3 separate regions of the Homo sapiens genome follow, and all the other regions are linked to region 2. A link is a contact called in ENCODE Hi-C data. All regions are on one chromosome and are shown on one strand. Each heading gives the region's core, a stretch centred on a gene start or an enhancer-like site at or near the end of the contact. The rest is flanking DNA. Distances are from core to core; before and after follow the strand shown.

Region 1 (3,370 bases), core at 584-3,083, 1.9 Mb after region 2:
CAAAAGTTGTACATTTAAACACTTTTATTAAAATGTTTATACATGTACATAAAATATTTTATTGTGATACAAAACTCTGTACAAAGTGTACTAACAACTGACATGATTATAAATGAATCCCCAAAACAATGGTGCCTAAATTTGAACACTAAGGAGAAAAAAGGAGGAAGAAATACTTGAGACAACTTTACCATGGCATAGCAATATTTCCTGCTGTCAAAATTAATAAAATATTTTGCACAAGGGTGTTACAATTAATTTTATCAGGCTAACAATGTCATAAGTGAGGAACCCTTTCAACTGTAGAGAGCACTGTGGAAATATAGATGTGGTAGAACAATCTATATCACCCTGCAGTTGTTTCTGTGTTTCTATGACTAGCTTTGTTTGAGATTGTATAAAGCGGTCTTCACACCCCGGTGAATAAGATTGGTGGATGCAGTTCCCTGCCCTGCCGCAGAAGGGACCTCCAAACACAGTTTAAATCTGACTCTCCGGGAGTTGTGTTTTGACACTTTCACAACAGTGTGAACTTGTGCCACAAGCAAGACAGATCTTATTGGATTAACACTGAACTCGTGACAGCTCCAGAGAGTAATGCTATCTGTGCGGCTTAAGAACAAACGTGTTTCTTTCATCCACCCTGCTCATTCTCTTCCTGCAGTTACTCCTAGCAAATCCTCCCCGCCCTCACCTCTAGGAATTCCTCTACACCCAGAGAAAGGAGTTTCTTTCCTCACTGCGGAAACCTATCACCGCTTCCTTTCCACAGATGGACTCCAAGGGGCACTCACTCGTGTGCCCACTAAGGGATTTCTCTCCTAATTCCACGCCTTCCAAGGGAAGTCAGAACTGCTCAGTTTCCCCCGGTGACCACATACACGTGTCCAAGTGAAGCCTCGTCTGGGGGAGACTCAGTTCCCACACTTCCCCCTGGCCCCTGTGGAGGCCCTCTGTCTCCCCTGCGTGGCCCTCCGCCTGGCCCCTCGCACTCACCAGGAGGAGGTTGTGCGCCACCAGGTACCCGAGCCGCGGGCTGCCCCGGATGCCGGGGGCCAGGCGCCCGGTGGCGTAGCCGTGCCAGGCCACCACGTAGGGGTTGTCGATGGTGATCCAGTACTTGACCTGACCGCCGAAGTGGCGGAAGCAGAGCTCCGCGTAATCCCTGAAGTGGTCGGCCAGGGCGCGGTTGGCCCAGCCGCCGTAGGCGTCCTGCAGGCGCTGGGGCAGGTCCCAGTGGTACAGGGTGACCACGGGCTGCACGCCCAGCTCCCGCAGCCGCTCCAGCAGGCGCCGGTAGTAGCGCAGCCCCTCGCGGTTGGGGACGCCCGCGCTGCCATTGGGGAGCACTCGCGCCCACGAGATGGAGAAGCGGTAGTGAGTGACCCCGAGCTCGCGCAGCGCCTCCGTGTCGCGGAAGACGTTGTTGTAGCTGTCGCTGGCTACGTCCCCGGTGGCGGGCTGCAGCGGCGACGGGGCGCCCAACGGCAGACTGGCGTTCCGGGAGTCTCCCGGGGGTGCCAGGGGGTGGTGGGTGAACGTATCCCAGATGGACGCACCCTTGCCGTGCTGCTGCCAGCCGCCCTCGGTCTGGTAGGCGGCGCTGCCCACGGCCCAGAGGAAGCCGTCGGGGAAGGTGCCCTGGAAGAGGCCCGCGGCCTCGGGGGCAGGAGGCCGCGAGAAACGGGCCCAGGTCTGCGCGCCGTCGCCCGGCTCCGCACGCAGGCGGCGGCCGCCCAGGCCCAGCAGCACCAGCAGCAGCGACAGCGACGGCGGCGGCGGCCGCGGGCGGCGCGGCGGGGCGCTGGCGGGCATGCTGCGCGGGAGCCAGGCTCCGGGGCCCCGCGCCGCGCCCCTTTATGCCCGCGCCCCGCCGCGCCCGCCCGCCCACCGCCGGCGCGCCCACCCCCGCTCCCCGGCGGGCTCCGCTGGCAATAATTACCTGCGAGCCGGGACTGCCTCCGCCCTGGCACTGGGGGCGGGGGCAGGGGCGCCGAGGGCGAGGGGTGCCCGGGAGGGGCGCGGCAGCGGGCAAGGTGCGGCAGGCGTCGCCCGCGGACGTCGGAGAAAGGCACCTGTTTCTCCCAGCTCCCGGGAGCCGTGCAGGACGTTTCGTGGACGCTCAGGTTCATTCTCTTTGCCTGCCGCGCGTCCTCTGAGAGCAGCCCTGGAGCGGCTTCGTCGGGGAGAAAAGGCGCCGACCAACTTTCCCCGACTTGGGGGCGGGATCCTGCCGGGCCCTAGCGGAGCGCGCCGCTGGGGAAGCACCTGCTCTCACTTTTCTCCCACTCGGAGGCCCAAAGAAGCTCCGGCTGGACATTGCTGGAGCCAATTAGGGACTGGCCGAAATCCTAGAGGGACTGCCAGGTGGGACAGCCGAGGGGGAACTTCGCCGTGCGCTGAAAGGGATTCCCCCTTAGGTGAGATGCTCGCGGGGAGACGCGCCCACCCGCGCCCCTCTTTCGAGGAAGACAAAGTAGATTTATGGGTTGCGTTGGGACTGGGGTTTTGCTCTCCCTTTTACTGTTACCTTTTAATAATTTCAAACCAGCACTCTATCTTTGATTAGATCTCTCAGAATACCCTGGTGAACTTCAAATCACAGTCGTTGATTGTTCTCCTGAAAAACCAAACACCAAGTTTCCAATTTTGAGTAAATCTCATTCACCTTTATTATCCTTTGGCATCTGTGTTACCTTTCGGCTCTGACTTAGCAGGTAATCTGTGCAAAGTTGTGCGCACAGGTCTGCTGGAGCGGGAGGTCCCTGGGTCGCACATTTGCCATCTGAGCTGTGGAGGGAAAGGGGAGGGAGAATTTAGCCGGAACACCCATTCCCATCCTCTACAATACAATGGAGCCATGACGTTTTTCCTGTTGCCAAAGAGCCCTTTTGACAGAAGTTGCAGAGCCACAGTGTCCATTTGGATGTGGGTAGATAGGATTGTGGCTAACCGAAATACAGTTGGTGGAGACTGAGAAGGTCTAGGCTCCACCTTTGTGATTTGGGGCAGGAAACCTCTGTAAGCCTAAGTTTCCTCCTCTATAAAATAAGGATGTCCTGTCTGCCCTGCCGCCTCAGAGGCTTGTGAAGTCCAGTGAAAAACTGCGCAAAGGTGACTCAAAGACAGAAAGCCCAGACAAGTGAAGGATCTTGCTAATATCCCTACCTCCCTACCCAGTAAGTCGTGCCTTAGTTTCCTCACCCGTACACGTGTGTTGAATGACCAAGATCCTCACAGAGGTGCATCCATTCTCCCCCAGTGATCTATCTTCCCTGCATTATTTAATACAAATTTAAAGGCAATAACATTTTAAATGTTGCAGATGAAGGTGCTTTTATTAATTCCCCTGAAATATAAGCACAAATTT
Region 2 (3,228 bases), core at 188-2,687:
CTTCTGAGATGGAGGGGGATGGATACAGACACAACACTCTCCATCATGGCCTTGGAATATTTAAAGACAGATGCAAAACTGCATCATTTTCTGTCTCCTTCGAAAACATCACACCCCAGCTGCTCAAGTTGGAAGCTAATGCGCTTCTCACATTTCAGCAGCACGGGGGAATTTAGGCTCCAGGGGCAAGGCTGTCATCCTCGGAGAGCGACACCAAGGACAATTAAGTGTGAGAAAAAGAACCCCAGAGAACAGGAGGCCTCCTCACCTCCTAACTAAACTCTAAAGTCGACCCAAAACCTTCACCGCGGGTACTGGGTTACTCGCGGTCCTAAAAAGTGAGAAGAAGCGGTGTTAAGTTGGGCACTGCGCTCAGGTGGCAGGAGAGGACCAGAAAGAGGAGAGGAGGGAGGTGGCGTGGCTCTAGCAGCGCGCAGGCAGGTCACCCGCTGGGCAATACCGGCTGAACGCTCTGCGCTCCCAGGGACGCGCGGCGCGTGTGACCCTGGGGGTGAAGGGTGGGAGGGAAAGGCGCTGGGGACGGTGTATGTGGGGACTGGGGAAGCAGATTGAGAGCACGCCTTTTCCTTACCAGGTTGAGCACCGTCTCCACGATGTCCCTGTTGCTGACCTCTCCGACCTGTATGAGTCCAATCAACACTGCGAATTTCATCCGGATGTTGCGGATCGGCACCGAAGGGTTAATCATCCCCGCGGGGAGCATCACCGAGCCGGAGCCGGACGCCCCCCTTAGCTCCCCCATCCCGCTGCCCCCGGTGCCGCCACCACCGCTGCCCCCGCCGCCTCCGCCAGCGGCCCCGACGGCAATGAGCCCCACGGGCTGAGGCTCGAGCCCCGGGCCCGGGCCCGGCTTCTCGCTAGCCATTGGCCCCCCTCCTGAGGAGAAGGGAAGAGCAGCGGCGCTGCCGCCGCCGGTACCGTTATACCTGCCTCGGCCCCCGCCCCCCGGCCGTCGCCTCGGAGCCCCAGCATCCACCAGCGCCGCGGCGCCGGGCCCGCTCCCCGCCTGCGCCTCAGCCCGGCCCGCTCCGGCGCTCTCCCCCGCGGAGGCGGCGGGGGATCCGCAGGCTTATTCTCGGCGGTGGCGGTACCGCTAACCGCTGCCGGGCAAGCGGCTGTGCCCGCCCAGCAGGTGTGCCGCTGCCGCTGCCGCTGCCGCCGCCGCTGCCTCTGCTCTCTCCCTCTCCCGGTCTGTCCGGCCCGGCCCGCCCCCCGCGGAGATGCTGCAGCCGCTCCGAGAAGCCCGAGGACGCGAGCAGCTGGCCACGACGCTGGCCGGTGCTGAAGCTCAGGCTGTGGCCGATGCTATTGACGCTGCTGCCGCCGCTGCTACGGCCACCACTGTTGTTGTGAAGCCCCGACGCCGCCGCTCACTCCGCCATGTTGCCGCCCCCTGCCTGCGGTAGCAGCCACTGCGCCTGCGCACAGCCTCCGGGGGGGCGGAGCCCTCGGTGCACCCCCTCTTTTGCCCTGCCCTCCTTCTCTTCCCACCCACCCACCCCGACACCCCTCGTCCCTCCCCCAACCACCCCGAACGGATAGACAGGTGAGCAGGTGCATGGGGACTGCTGCCAGACACTGGGGCAAGCTGGCAGAGGCGGGGCGGGTAGTGGCTTCCTTGTGGTTTTTCCCTTGAGGGCGGATTCTCCCTTTGGGGAAGGACACAGTGTGCATGTCTTGCCTTCGCTGCCACCTCCTCCTTCTCTCAATATCCTCTTGCTGGGAGGAGGTTCCTCATCTCAGTTGTTGCATCCAGCTGCTGCTACTGCCAGTGCCACGTGCCTTGTAAGGTAGGGGAGTGGCAGACGACCTCTTTCTGCCCCTCCTCGCCCTTCCTCGCAGTCCTGTCCGCCTGCCCTCCCTAGAATTTCCCAAAGAAAAAGTGGCTGGCAAAGCAGAAACAAACGCGCGGGGGGGCGGGGGGGCGATCCTGCATTGTCGGGGGAAGAATACAGACGGAGTGTAATGGTGCTTTTTCTACAGCCATGAAAGAGGCTGACACCTGCACACTCAGGCACGACTTAAAATAGAACTTGTCAAACAGTGATCCTCTCTGGATCAAGCTCGGAACAACAAACAGCTCTTGAACTCGCCTCCCAGCCTAAAAAGACTGCAGTGTGTGACACTGTGGGGTAGTTTGGTGGGAACGACAAATCCCACACTTTCAAAATCCTGACAATCCTCAGGTATGATGCCAATTATTAATGTTTCCTTTTTTCACAGGCACGTACAATTCAGAGGACTTTCGAAATTATCTAAAAACATGGGTGATTCTCACTGCCAGCCTTGTCTGTGAGAAAAGTACATATCTATGTCTGCACAGATACGAGACAAAAAATAAACCTTTAATTTTTAAAAATTAAAATGTACACAGTAATCTTGCTGTTAGTATTGAATTAAAACTAAATAGGCATGACTGTTCCTTGAAAGGAATGATATAATTTTCTTTAATATTTCATGAGGTCTTCCCTTTTCAATAAAGATTATTGCAAGTCACCAGAAATATTAGGTATCTTGAGGTATATTCAGATCGTTTTAATTGTCCTCTCAAATGAAAAAGGTCAATATACAAATCCACCATAATCAGTTTTGTTATTATTCATATTTAATTGGACCTGCCAGTCAAGTTAACTCCCAGGATATGGGAACACGGTAAAATTCTAAGTACCACAGGTTATAAAAAAGTTCCTCAAAACCAGTACTTAGGATGAATTCTTGGTTGCATGTCTGTTTGTTTAAACTTGCACCAAAGTGATTGAATTGTTAAAGTAGTTAAGCAAACACTTCTGAAAGCAGTGGTAACTAGCATGTCCATTTAAATTAAATGGCAATTGAATTATAAAATGCTAGAATGCTTGAAACTGTACGGGAAATTTACAAAACATACAAGTCATAATAGTATGACTTGAGATATACTATATAATTGAAAAATCCTGTAACGTTTATATCCTTCTACTACATTTTTGTCTGTCCCAAGTGAGTATCATCTGCTTTTAAGAGTACTGTTTCATTTGCAAATTTAAAATGATATCTTTGTAAAATACATAAATCTAGACTGAAAGGTTGTCACACTAAGTTTTTTTACCCACTGTGCATATATCTATATGGCAGCAGGTTCTACCTTTTGCTATTTTTAGACTTCTTGCATGAGTACTTTGAGAGACAGTGACAACCTGAACTTTCTATTTCCTTTCTGAATGAATAGCT
Region 3 (3,502 bases), core at 311-2,810, 1.2 Mb after region 2:
AATTATTATGGTAATTTTTTAAATCTCTTCTATCGTATCTTGTGAGTGAATAGCTGTGTAGAAACAAGAAGAAGTAATATAGGTCAAATGACAAAAAAGAAAAAATTCTAGAAATTCTTCTCTCATTGGGAGATCTGTAAAAACAGTGTCTCTCATGTTTGTCATTACTGTATCTTGGGGCACAGTGTGTGACATGTGGTCATGCAATAAATAACTGTTGAATGAAGGAAAGGCATGATGACTATCACAGAAGATCTTTCTGCAGTCATTTTGACATCATCTTACCTTGGTGCTTTTATTTCCATCTGCACATTTTTATTATAGTACAAAATTTTTTTAATGGGTGAAAAAGGATGAGTATAACTGTTTTCTCCATTAATTGCACATGGTATTTTGGAACAACATTGTGCTAGGGGTCAGATAGCTTCTGGTGGGATGGTCCCATTCCTGTCGTGATGTGACCTTGAACTACTCAATATCTGCAGTCCAGTTGTCCCATTGACAAAAATGCAGAGAATCACATCTGGCAAGATTTTATTACAGATGGAATTATTTTAATAGCAAAATACAATCATGAAAGATGCATGCTGGGATTAGTAAGAGAAATATTAAACTATGTTGTGTTTATACAGTACTGTAACATTTTAAAAATTCCTCCATTTTTAATCACCTGATTTGCTGATAACAACACTACCAAAAATATTTAACTTTTCCATCAAATACAAATATATTAGCCTTGGTCATCTAAAATAAAACATGGGCATTTTCTAAGCTACATTTAAGTATAATTTACACATCATACAGTTCACCCATTTGAAGTGCAAAATTCAGTTTTTTTTTGGTAAATTTTCAGTTACAGAATCACCACAATCCAAATTTAGAATATTTTCGTTGCCCCCAAAAGATCCCTTGTGCCCTCCCCCTTTCTACCTCCAGCTCTCAAAACAGAAAAACAACAAATACTCTTTTAGTATAAGTATGTTCCACATGTTGAAAGGGACATACTTACAGTAAAACATTTTTTATTATTTGAAATTCAGATTTAACCAGACATCCTGTATTTTATCTGGCCATCCTACCAAAACATAGACTCCAAAATAATATTTTAAGAATTGTTTTTGGAAACATGCTTATTCACAACCTCTTTATTGGTAACCCAAAGTATAGTTTTATATGATGGCTGACCAATGACTTATGTTTTTACAATTTTTGCTACATAAATTACCATTGACACAACCAAGGAGATCTGCGAAAAAAAAAAATGTTTCTAAAGAAATTAACCCTCACATCCTTTTCAGAGGTGAATGCAATTACCAGAGGGCTGCAGGCAGACGGCCAGGCTTAGTGCTGTGCTGTGATGCTGCAAATGTTTGTGATTTTCTCTGCTGTACCCTGAGGCAGTACACTTTCACTTTTGGCATTCTCTAGGAATTTGTGCATTTTAGAATTAGCTGCAGTGCACTGTATATTTGCCCCAACTAGTGAAGGTGTGACCCTCACTCAGTGGGGACTAGTACGTGTCAAGCCACGTGGAAATCACAAAGAAGAGGGTTCACTCTGCTTTATTCATACTCCATGGTATTGGAGACCTGAGCTCTCAGGCTGCAACTGTTTAGTAGCCAGAGACCCATTTTTTATATCAAATAGAAGGTCAGTTGAAACATAAATTTTGGGTTTGGAAGACTACTCTAGATAAATATGAGGTGAAGAAGAATATTCTATCGTGGGTTCTCTTTCGGTTTCAGTTTCTATCATGTGGTTCTTCTTCTTCTTCTTTTTTTTTTTTTTTTTTTTTTTTTTTTGACGGGTCTTATTCTGTCTCCCAGGCTGAAGTGCAGTGGTGCGATCTCCATTCACTGCAACCTCTGCCTCCCGGGTTCAAGCGATTCTCCTGCCTCAGCCTCCGGAGTAGCTGGGACTACAGGCGCCCGCCACCACACCCGGCTAATTTTTGTATTTTTAGTAGAGACGGGGTTTCACTATGTTGGCCAAGTTTGTCTCGAACTCCGGTCCTCAGGTGATCAATCCACCTCGACCTCACAAAGTGCTGGGATTACAGGCGTGAGCTACCACACCCGGCTACGTGGTTTTTGTTTCTCTGATTCTACAACCTCAGCCTAGTCATTCAGTCAATCTGTCCACAAATACTTCTTGAGGGTAGGATTTGAGGGTCTCCTCTCTGCTAGCTGGTAGAGTAGGGATACAGAGGTTCAAAGATTGTGTGTGTCTAGGTAGCTCAGTGCCTGGCAGCATGGGCACTCAATTCACATGGCAAACTCATGTAGCAGTGAATGAGACAGAAACCGCTCTTGCCTCGGTGAGCTTACAACCCATTCTATTGACCGTTCTCAGAAAAGTTTGGAAGCTCAGTGGAGAAAACCAGGCTACAATAATCTCAGCAGTCCTAGCTTTTCTTCTCCTATGGTCTCTTGCTTTCATTGTGAGTGCTAAAATGTCTTAATTTCCTATTATGGATCCCTGGCTTGAATGAGAAGCCAAAATATGAAATGCTTCTTCCTAAGCTTAGAAGTAGAAGATACTACTTCAGGCTGGAAGAGTCAGTGAAGTTTCTCTGAAGAGACAAGAAATGTACAGTTTGCGGAAATGGCACTGCAAACAAAAACCCAGAGGCAAAAGAGGCTGAAATCAATAAAAATATGATTTTGTGCTAATATGAGGCATAAAGTGCTTTTTAAAATCGGTTGAGCATATGTGTGTGGTTTATTTCTAGGTTCTCTGTTCTGTCCCATTGATCTATGCATTTATCCCTCTGCCAATGCCATACCGTCTTGATAACTGCTATATAGTAAATCTTAAAATCAGGTACAATGATTCCTCCAACTTGATTCTTCTTTTTCAAAATCTTCTTACCTATTCTAGGATTTGTGCCTTTCCATAGACATTTTAAAATAAGCTTGTTTTTGTCTATAGAAACCTTGCTGAATTTTGATAGGAATTGAATTAAATTTATAGACTAATCAAAGGCTAAAATGCTTTTATATGTACAAAATCAATTTCCCACCTTGAAACCCACGATAAAGTTCCCATATTGACAACACACACACACACACACACACACACACACACACCCCACACACAAATTCAATGACAGTTGGGCATTGTTTTTTCATATAAAGCAAGGAAGACTGCAGAACCCTTTGCAACAGGAGTGACCCTTTAACACTGGTTCAAATAGGAACTAGAACAAGAAGTGAAGTTCTATAGTGAGATGTAATGCCAATCCTAGGTTGAATGTCAACATAAGGAGTCTCTTATCTCAGCAGGAGGTTACAGCTGATAGGGTGGCCTGACTCACTTTGTGGGGCATTATCAGTCAACCTGAACCATAGAAGCTCACTTCTAATTTTCCTCAGACTGAGGAAATAATTTAGAAATGGCAATTTTCTTCCTAGGCTTATAATTTTCTTTGCACTACATGAAAATTTCATTTCAATTGGCTTATGATAGAGCAGCGTTTTGACAGTTCAAATTCATGAATTAA

What was found. Hi-C counts contacts between places; a loop is a spot of excess contacts on that map. Pooled maps may share reads with other maps.
Region 1: a loop to region 2 is called in a pooled map, with 4 times the contacts of the local background. The contact joins the promoter of KL here to the promoter of NBEA in region 2. A Hi-C loop is called at or near these places in 4 of 50 pooled maps.
Region 3: a loop to region 2 is called in a pooled map, with 5 times the contacts of the local background. The contact joins the enhancer-like site here to the promoter of NBEA in region 2. A Hi-C loop is called at or near these places in 4 of 50 pooled maps.

What each region holds. Positions count from the first base shown.
Region 1 is chr13:33,014,886-33,018,255 of GRCh38, reverse strand. KL (klotho) reads right to left here and starts at 1,833. Exons shown (of 5, transcript NM_004795.4): 1 at 997-1,833. The coding sequence starts at 1,815. It overlaps LOC124903151 (translation initiation factor IF-2-like), which reads left to right and starts at 1,803. Exons shown (of 2, transcript XM_047430819.1): 1 at 1,803-2,420. The coding sequence starts at 1,814. RefSeq lists enhancers at 808-867, 1,076-1,653, 1,654-2,229 and silencers at 938-1,037, 1,728-1,797.
Region 2 is chr13:34,940,479-34,943,706 of GRCh38, reverse strand. NBEA (neurobeachin) reads right to left here and starts at 1,437. Exons shown (of 59, transcript NM_001385012.1): 1 at 593-1,437. The coding sequence starts at 886. It overlaps LOC124903231 (a long non-coding RNA gene), which reads left to right and starts at 1,517. Exons shown (of 2, transcript XR_007063908.1): 1 at 1,517-1,567; 2 at 2,005-2,386. RefSeq lists silencers at 946-1,065, 1,506-1,575 and an enhancer at 1,746-1,855.
Region 3 is chr13:33,785,374-33,788,875 of GRCh38, reverse strand. No RefSeq gene overlaps it. Among named protein-coding and RNA genes, the nearest start is that of RFC3, 31 kb to the left of the region's middle. Within about 2 kb of position 1,560, at least 5 of the 41 ENCODE cell types and tissues checked have a DNase peak (open chromatin) inside an H3K27ac peak, as active enhancers do.